Regions from separate parts of the Mus musculus genome. Here region 1 is linked to region 2. Evidence: chromatin contacts called from ENCODE Hi-C or POLR2A ChIA-PET data. All regions are on one chromosome and are shown on one strand. Each heading gives the region's core, a stretch centred on a gene start or an enhancer-like site at or near the end of the contact. The rest is flanking DNA. Distances are from core to core; before and after follow the strand shown. Region 1 holds the start of Fam221a (family with sequence similarity 221, member A). Region 2 holds the start of D030074P21Rik (a long non-coding RNA gene).

Evidence for each region. Hi-C counts contacts between places; a loop is a spot of excess contacts on that map. ChIA-PET counts read pairs that join two places held with the same protein, here RNA polymerase II (POLR2A).
Region 1: POLR2A ChIA-PET joins it to region 2 with 11 read pairs in embryonic stem cell. The contact joins the promoter of Fam221a here to the promoter of D030074P21Rik in region 2. A Hi-C loop is called at or near these places in 1 of 37 maps with a recorded cell type or tissue (mouse embryonic stem cell). POLR2A ChIA-PET finds 5 or more read pairs at or near these places in 5 of 5 experiments (Patski and embryonic stem cell).

Annotation. Positions count from the first base shown.
Region 1 is chr6:49,364,691-49,369,498 of GRCm38, forward strand. Fam221a (family with sequence similarity 221, member A) reads left to right here and starts at 3,049. Exons shown (of 7, transcript NM_172727.3): 1 at 3,049-3,283. The coding sequence starts at 3,219.
Region 2 is chr6:49,210,955-49,215,978 of GRCm38, forward strand. D030074P21Rik (a long non-coding RNA gene) reads right to left here and starts at 2,306. Exons shown (of 2, transcript XR_869057.2): 1 at 1-2,306. It overlaps Igf2bp3 (insulin-like growth factor 2 mRNA binding protein 3), which reads right to left and starts at 4,000. Exons shown (of 15, transcript NM_023670.3): 1 at 3,343-4,000; 2 at 2,313-2,373. The coding sequence starts at 3,517.

The DNA of each region.
Region 1 (4,808 bases), core at 1,799-4,298, 150 kb after region 2:
CTCTTCAACAAATGGTGTTTAGGAAGCTGGATGTCCATACACAAAAGGATGGAACTGGGTCCTTGTTTTTCACCCTACATAAAACAGCTCCAAGTGGATCCTTGAAGAGCCTCAAAGTCGTATCTCAAAGTCTGGAATGCATAGATGAGAAATCAGGGAGTACATTCACAATACAGGACTGGTTGCCCAGGGAGGCCAATTATCAATACAATTAAAAGCAGGAACAGAGGAAATCGTCAATCAACTTAAGAGAATGCATATAGATTAGGAGAAAAATCTTAGCAAACTTTACATTCACCAGAGGATTAGTATCTAGAATATACAAAGAACTCAATAAAGTAAACATCCATAAAGGGCTGGAGAGAGTTCTCAGGAAATCCAGATGGCTAATAACCACTGTGCAGCATGCCCCACCCTCTTAGCCAGTTTAGAGATTTCACTCCACCCATCCAGCATGGCTACTCATCAAGAAAACCAAACATAAGGACTGGCAAGGACATGGGGAGAGAGGAACCTTTCTCCACTGTTGGTGAGAGTGTAGCCTGGTGCAATATGACAAATGGTAGTGTGGAAGTTTCTCAAAAAGCTGAAACTAGAACTACTATATGCCCCAGCTATACCATTTCTGGCCATATATCCTAAGAATTCCATATCTTACCATAGATACACGTGCACACCCATATTTATTTACTGTGTTTTTATTCAAAGTAACTAGGAACTAGGGTCAAAATACACCAACTGTTGCATGGATAATGGAAATGTGGTGTGCATACACAATGGGATTTTATTCAGCTGGAAAGAAAAACAAAACTTTTACCATATTTATTTACTGTGTTTTTATTCAAAGTAACTAGGAACTAGGGTCAAAATACACCAACTGTTGCATGGATAATGGAAATGTGGTGTGCATACATAATGGGGTTTTATTCAGCTGGAAAGAAAAACAAAACTTTCAGGTAATATGAACAGCAAAATATTGTACGAAGTGAGGGAACCCAGGCCCCGAAAGACAAATGCCACATCTTTTTTCTCAACGTGGATCTGAGTTTCAAACTTTGTACTTATGTACCTAAAATGGAGTGTCTATAGAGGTCAGTAAGCCAGAAAGGTCCCACAAGAGGGGAGGGAAAGAGGCCTCAGTGTGGGGAGGGAAGAGTAGAGCACATGCAATTTGACAGAAGAGGGCAATACTGGGAGCTAAGGGGTGAGGGCAGGGGCAGGGGTGAGTTAGCAGAAACTACTCACATATGGAAAGACTTATGGAAATTCAACACTTTGTATGCTAATTAAAACACTTTTAAAAAGGATTTTGAATGACGGGCTAATAACAATAAGAACTTTAAGAAGTTTAACACTAAGAACATCCCTTACTTATCCAGGCATTTGGAAGCAGAGGCAGGAGAAGCCCAAGTGTGAAAACAGACTTGACCGCATGGTGAGTTCTAAATTAGCCAGGATCATATAGCGGGTGAGACCTCTCAAAACCATCCCACCCTGACCAGGCCAGGGATACGGCTCAGTTGGCAGAGCCCTGAAGTAGAAACACACTGTTGGAAAACAGCCACAGCTGACCTGCTGCATTCGAGTTGCTGTGAACCTTGAATCTCTAAAAATCCAATTATCTGTTAAACAAGAAGATTAAAGGATGAGAAATTTGGTCCATAGAGAGCTACAATGTTTGAGAATTCTTTTCTCCTGAGTAACGGTTAATTTCTTACTCCTTTTCAGCTTGCCAGAACAACTTATAGCTAAATTACTAACGGATGATAATTCCATTTTTATATAAAATGCGTGGAGATTCTTTTTAAATGTTGAAACAGACTTATCTTGGAGTCAGGTGTATAGTTTGGCAGTACAGAGCTTACCTAGCAGCTCAAAGGCTTTGTGCTCCTACCCGGAAGGCAAGAACTTGGCTGAATTGTTTCTGCTTGTTCTTCCTTAACCTGTTATTTTCTTTGGAGAACATTTTTTTTTCCTTGTCACTTGCACTGGTACTCAGGATTGCTGGTTTTATATTTTATTATTTTCCAGTGGCATCGAGACTTGAACCCAGGGTCTCAGTATGCTAAACTCATGCTGTCCAACTAAGCTTCTATGCTCAGTTCTCAGCCTCAACCGTAATACTGAAAACATGGACGTTGACACCCCTCCCCCACACTTCAGAGATGTACTGATTCGAAGTGTGTGATTGTGAATGGGTGCGTGCAGCAGTGTAAACAAGCTCTGAGGCCAGTGGGCAAGAGGAAAGGGTTGGGTGTCTTCCTCTATCATGCTCCATTTAATCCTTTCATGTAGTCTCTCCCTGAACCCAGGGTTGGGATTTTCTTGTCTAGGCTGAAAGCCAGCAAACCTCATTGATTTTTCTGTCTCCACCTACCTTGAAACTGGGGTATTAAGAGTCTGAGATGCCTGGTTCTTTATGTGGGTGCTGGGATCTGAACTCTGGTACTTATGATCGCACAGCAAGCACTCTTAGCTACCGCTCCAAGTGGCCAATTCTCCAAGACTACGTACATTTCGAGAGATTGATTAAATGGGAAGAGGTATATAAACCCTGTTTTGAGAACCCATTGTATCCTGGCACTGCACTTATTCTTAAGGAGACTCTGGGAATGAAGCAGTGAAGAGCACGAAGTTTGAAGTGGGCAAACAGCATCTGTTTTGCAGCCTTGGGCTATGCAGGAGAAGCCAATTTGTAGGGCTCAGGTAGCGGTAGGGTGGCGAAGCTCAAGCTAAATTAAGCTCAAGGACCCTTAGAGGATCGCCAGGTAGACTGTGGGCCACGGAAGCAATCACGAGGGTTGGTGGAGACGTTTGGCCTGGAGCAGCAAGAGGGGCGGGGCAAAGCGGGGCTTGGCCAAGGGGCGTGGCACAAGGAAGAAGAGGGGCGCTAGGACAGGCCGGATGCTAGGGTAGAGCGGGAGCTGGGGAGAGGTAAGGATGAGGGCGGAGCTAAGTGGGGCGGAGCCCAGAGGAGGGGGAAGATTGATTGGGGAGGAGCTGCGGGGAGAGGACGGGAGCTGAGGGGGACAAGGGCGGGACTAAGCGGGTGAAACAGAGGGGCGGGGCCCAGGACGGGGCGGGGCTAAGGGGGCGGGACCGGGCAGTTTCTGGCGGCAAGGCTGTTTGTTACTCGCGCAGGTCTGGTGGATCCTGCCTGGCAGCTGCAGGGCGGACTCAAGAGCTCGAGGCAAGGGCTCCTTTCGCTTCCCGCGGCCATGGAGCGGCTGACGTTGCCTCCTGGTGGTGCGGAGGCAGTGGACGAGTACTTGGAGTACCGGAGGTGAGGCCTTAACTCTGCTCCGCGGGGCGGGCTCCTGTTCACGGACTCTTGTCCGTCCGAGCACGGTGGGACGAACCCGGACCCAGCGGACGAACGTACTAGCGCTCTGGGAGTCTGTTCGGGAGGCCTGGATTAATTTCACATTTCATCCTCTGTAATTAAATTTGCAGACACACAATTCTATTCTATAATGAATCTCTTCGGAGACCACTTGAGAGTCTCCTTTGCCAAAAGGGATGATTAACTACTTTTAAAATGGATCCCTTTTTGTTTCTCTTAGTGACAATTGATTTACATATTGGGTCTATAAAAGTTAGTAGATGTCAGTTTATACATCAATTCAGTGCTCTCCCAAACCAAGGGAGATGGTTTTTGGACTTAGCTTCCGAGACTCCTCTCTGGAAGCAGGGAACACAGCTGCTTGCTCCTTTGGCTCCACACACATCTGCCCCCAATTCCCATAGCCTAGGAGGGGTTTCTTCTTGACAGCTGGGAAACTGGGAGAATAGAGGTTACAGACGACTTGGAGAATGTGTGTGCACAAAGGAAAAGCCAGATGTATAGAGCTTCCCCCAAGTCATTCGTGGGGTGTCCAGGCAGTTGGGTTTCCCAGCATATTGCCCCAATAGTGTAGTTTTGGGTAATGCTTAGAACTTTCTGAAGATTCTGAACAGGAAATGTGAGATGGAACAGCTTGATCAGTCTGTCTTAGTTAGGTTTCTATTGCTCTATTGAAACACTGATCAAAAGCAACTTAGGAGGAAAGGGTTTATTTCAGTGTATAGCTTGTAGGCCATGATCCAGGGAGGCCAGGCCAGGGGCTAATGCAGTGCCCCTGGAGGGTGCTGCTCATTGCTTTGCTGTTCATGGCTTGCTCGGCCTGTTTGCTAATAGCATAGTAATAGTGAGCTGGGCCCTCCTACATCAATCAGAGGTCCTGCCACAGGCTTGCCCACAGGCCAGTCTAGTGTGTATGTGTGTCATTTTTTCTCAGTTGAAATTTTCTTATTTTTTTAAAAATTCTTTTTAAAAAGGAATTATTTATTTTTTGTATATGAGTACACTGTACCTGTCTTCAGACACACCAGCAGAGGGCATCAGATCCCATTACAGATGGTTGTGAGCCACCATGTGGTTGCTGGGAATTGAACTCAGGACCTCTAGAAGACCAGTCAGTGCTCTTAATGACTGAACCAACTCTCCAGCCCTCATTTGAGATTTTCTATTTCTGTATGACTCTAGCTTGGGTCAAGTTGACATAAAACTAGGCAGTAGCACCCAGTCTTCATGGTAGGTTCACCGCATGCTCACCCTCTTACAGAGCACGGCTGGCTTCTTTAGTTTTGCTTTCTGGCTTTTCACTTGTCTCTTGTCCAGAAAATGGTAGGGACAGGCTCATGGAAAATTATTTTTTGCAATCGTAAATATTATGGAACATTTCCCTTTAGGAGAGATTATTGCATCAATAAGATCTGAGAAACATGAAGACTCGGCCTTCCAGATATCAAAGGGTTATTTGGGGAAG
Region 2 (5,024 bases), core at 1,056-3,555:
CCTGGCTCTTCCAGAGCCTGTGAAATGATGGAAGGGTCCAGATAAGAAGAACTGCACAGCTTCAAGGGTCAGTGAAAACTAAACTATAATGGAGATGAACACTAAAGTTTCCAGAGAGACACAGAAGTCTTTATGCAAAACACTTCAGTAAAGGATTTCTAGCACTCAACTGCTCCCAAGTCAGAAAAACAGAAAGGTACTCCGTCAGCTCACTTCACTCTACCTGTAAGGCCTACGTCACTGGCTAGTAAGACCACATTTAAAACCCTACGCATTCTGGTAGTGGGGTGGGGGGCCAGGGCAGGAAAAGCTTCTGTTGTTATTAATAAACTGAAGAAGCAAGCGTCCAGTAAACATTTGCCCCCACTTGTTACTATCTCCTAGTCTTCCAAAAGAGGAACCCTGCAATTCAAACAGTAACAAGTAACTGTTTCCAGCATAAGCAAAGCTTTAGGAGGAAGACTAGCAGTTGTTACCCAAGTTCCTAAATTAATTCTCCACACATGGGAAGACATTAACTTCAAAAATAAAAAACAGAGGATACAGCAAACTGAGGTCAACCCATTAGCTGGAGCTGAAAAACTCACTTAATGTTTTTAAATTTAAAAAGACATTTAATGTTTTAAATTCACAACAGTCCCTTTGTTAATTATAATCATTTGCCCTGCCCAAGGATTCTGGAGTGGAAGGCCTCTGGCATGCTAGGCAATCATTCTACTAATAGGGTACAACACCAGCTCTTCGTTTTGTTGTATTGCTTACTTTTAATTCTACAGTGGATTTAAAAACCAAGAGCTAAGGGTGTGCCTCAAGTGGTAGAGTGCTCGCCTGCATAAACCAACCCCTTGAAAGATTGGGGGGGAGAGGGGAGTGACGGGAAGGGGGCCGGAGGGACAAGCACTAAGACACACTGGATAAACATGAAACCAACTAGCATGTGTGCAATAAGGTTCGTTTTTCCAAAATGGCTGATTCACAGGCTAGGTCTCTAAACTTCTTAAGGGCAAATGAGTTGTGCCTCAATTGTTTAAATTCCTATGAAACCAAGATCAGTTTGATACTTTTTATCCACATCTACTTTAGAAGAGTAAACAAAAATAATAAAAGACTACATTCTACTATATGAAATAACTTGACCCTTATCAAAATAGACCTAAATCTGGTTACACAAATATCTTTCCAATTATCTTAGGCGAAATTAAACAAGGACTTAAAAAGGAACCTACAAGTATCCACACTAGTTTATTTCTAAAACGAGGAGTGTGAAGTGATTCATGTGGAAGAGAGCTTCATTCAAAACAGTCACACAGCATTCTTGCCCTCTGTCTCTGCAGGGCAAATCCCTCTGTCCCCCAGAGCACACTCTCAGAAACACTTAACCAGATACACACAGCCCTGGTTTGAATTAACTTCAGGCTTATTGTTTGCTCCAGGTTAGGAATGGGGGAAGACTGAAAAGCCAGCCAGAAACCCTAACCCCACCTTGCAAAACCCAGCAGGCTAACCTCAGTCTTTCCAGTTAAGAGTTACAGAGTCGGGGGGGGGGGGGGGGGGGGGGAGGGCAGGGAGGGAGGGGAAGGGGGGCGCTTCTCCAAAAAGCTTCAGTAGCTAAAATAGCCTGCAAATATTTTGTAAAGTGACAGCTACAGATGCTCTCATAGAAGAGAAATCTCAGTGAAGTTGCAGATTCCCCCAGCCTTCACCGTCTCTTGGTGATTATTTGTAAGCAAAATACACCAAGGGACAGGAGGAGCTGGAACAAAGGCACTGTTAGGAAAAAAAAAAACAACAACAACAAAAAAAAAAAAACAACTTTGGAGTGTTTGAAAGGCCCCAGGACCCCAGCATTCACTGTGTTCCAATGGCCGCTGGCTGGCCAGTGAACCAGGGCAAAAGCAACTGTGTTCCTCCTCCTGTATTAGAAGCGCCCACCACGGCGGACCAGCTTCTCCACATCTGTCCTGGACCTGTCTTCTAAATCCCGTAGGTTCCCAAAGACTATTGGCTTTTGAAACTCGGGCTGCCAGTTGAGACCTAAACCTGCTCTGCCAAGAACATGTAGCTGTGAGAGCTTCCTTGACAGGCTTTTAAAACAGCAACAATAACCCAGAAGCAGGGGCCGCAGGCAAGCCCCCATTTACGTCCCAGAATTATCAACGCGCGCGCACACACACCTGCCATAAACTTAAAGGCAAGCAGAAAAAGAGCTAGCTGAACCGTGGCCCCAGCGTGTAAGCCAAAGGGTCCGAGTTTGCATCTGTGTTCTGTGCTTCCTCCCTAAAAAGCGGCCAGAAAAGGGTAAATCCGCTCACCTCTGCCGTTTAGGGACCGAGTGCTCAACTTCCATCGGTTTCCCATGTAGTTCCATTTTACCTGTGAACACACAAGAGGCAAGACGACGGGCTAAATTCAGCAGCTTTCCCCACCTTGAAATCTACAGTCTTTAAGAGAAAACACACCCTGCTTCAGTGACCTCAGCAGGGCCCCAAGATTCCCACCCGACTCAAGGACAAGGGAGGAGCAGGGCAAGGAGAGGGTGCAGAGCTGACCCTTCGGGTGGGTGTGGCTTTTTAACTTGCAGAAAGCTGGGGAGGGAGAGCAAGAGTCAGGCTCACCACTTGGGTTGCAATTTTCGCCTCCTGACCCCCTCCAAGGGCCACCCCGCACCCCAAGGTCTGCAAGAGACACACCCCCAACAAACAGCCTGCCATGGGGGCGCGCGGCCTTCTTTCTGGTCCACATCCAGGTTGGCCTGGAGCACTGGGCGATGGGATTAAAGAGCCAGGGTGCCAGGAGGAGATTGGGCGGCCGGGGTGCTGGTCCACGCGCGCTGACCCATCAAGGCGCCGGCCTCGAGTCCAGCTGGGGACGGTGGAAACCGAAAGGCACGGACAGCTGCTCTCCCCTCGGGCATCCAGGCAGAGCGCACTCAGACACCCGGGCCGCGGCTGCGCGCACGGGCCGGGACTGCGGCGCCGCGCGTGGCAGGGCTGCCGTTCTGGCAACAGCCGGCCGCCGCCGCCCACCTGCCCCTTTCGCTCTAACGACCCCGCGAGGTGGACGCGGCGGCGTGGAGCGGGACCGCCTGGACGCGGCCTCCCCCCGGGCGTAGGCTCAGGCCACTTTCTGTTCTCTACGGCTGGGGGACAGCGACCAGACAGAGGGCCCGGCGGGCGTCCACGCTGGGCCCCAAGGCCCGCCTGGCCCGGCCTGCAGCACGCGCCGCGCCGCGCCCCGCGACTGACAGCGCGTCCCCCTCCCCACCCCCACCCGCCCCGCAAGCGGGGTCCCGGATGGCAGCTGCGGAGACGGGGAGGCCCCGACCACGCGCGCGGGCCCCACCTGAAAGCGCCTCGATGGCCTTGAGGGCCCAGCCCTCGTCCGGGCAGTCCACGAACGCGTAGCCCGTCTTCACCAGGAAGGGGCCCGCCACCGGGATCTTAGCGTCCTTGAAGACACTTTCCAGGTCCGCGGGGCCGGCGTGGTCGCTGAGGTTCCCGATGTACAATTTGTTCATTGTGAAAAGGGGTCGTTTTAAAACCCGAGGAAAATGCTAAATTAAAAAAAGCACCCACGGCGGAGGATGGAGCCGGTGGATTTTGTTCCTCTCCTCTTGGCTTTCAAACCCACACAGTGACCCAAGCACGGGAGCGGCGGGCGAAAACCAGATCCCAGGGTCCTTTTTCCTCTTCTGGGTATTAAAAAAAAGAGAGAAAGAAAAAGCCTAGCGACGAGCCCAGCGTCGAGTCTTCCTAACTCTGGGGAGGAGGCGGGATTAGCGAGAGAAAGGAGGAGGCGCGGGGGGAAACTACTTTTTGTCTCTTCCTCCCCAACCCCTTTGGCAGCGGCCAGCGGGCTGTGAAAATATCACACTACGTGGGGCAGGCGCCGCCTCCCCGTAAAAAAAAAAAACCCCGAGGGGTGACTGGCAGCGGCGAGGGGAGCGGGGCGGGGGCAGCCGCTCCGAGTGTCCGGCTTTTTGAATGAGCCACGTGTTCAAACTACAAATCAACGTCTCACGTGAGGAATCCCAGCGCCTCAATTAGAGTGGGTTTCGGAGGAAAGAGAAAAAAAAAAAAAAAAAAAAAAAGCGAGAGGGGGAGGGGAAGCGAGATTGGGCGAGGAGGGACCCCGAGCTGGAGCCGGAGCCGGAGCCGGGGAGGGGGTGGAGAGCGTCCAGCCGCTGCAGCCGGCGCCAGGCGCGATGGGCACGGCGAGTTTCCAAAGGGTCCGAGCCTCGGGAGGGTCAGACGAACGATCCTTTTTCCTTAAGATGAGGAAGCGGTTAGGGGGTCCCGCGGTTGCAGTTACCGTAGTTTGTAACCATTCGATTTTTAAAAAATGGGTCACTTAACAACGAAATCTGAATGACAATCTCGAACTCAGTCGGTGGCTCTGATGACCGGGGAAAGTAGAACCCGGGGGCAGAGCGCCGCTCCCCTCGAGGGCCCCGGGGACCGAGCAAGCGGGGCGGCCCGGGCCGGCGTGGGGGAGGGGAGCCGACGTCCTGGGCGGGTGTCTACGCGACACCTCCTCCGCCTGCGCTCCGGGTGGCTCTCCGCCTCGCCGTTCATTGGCTGCTCGGCTACGAGAAGACTCTGGATAAATGAGGCCGGGGGCGGGCTGGCCGCGTGGGGGAGGGGCGCGGGGCGGAGGCTGTGGGGCTGGGGGTGGCCGAGTGGGAAAAGTCGGTACTTAAAGGGAAACCCTCGCTTCCTGTGGTTTTTCGAAGGGGGAGGGCTGGGTGTGGGGGAGGACTGATACTTTTATTTAAATAATTTTTGTTAAAGAACTTGGGACTCTAAGGGAACCCTGTTCAGCGTCAGCCTAAGGTGGCGGCCGCGCTGGGAAACTATTCCTCGGCTCTTTCCGCCTTCCTTTGACTGTGAGAGCCATTCATAATTTTCCCTGTAGGTAACGAGCACAATGGTGGTTGGGGGGTTGGGTCTGGGCCCGGTGGAGCCTTCCTGATCCTACTAAATGTGAGCCGGAGAACAGGAATAGGGAAAAAAGGGCAGTACCCC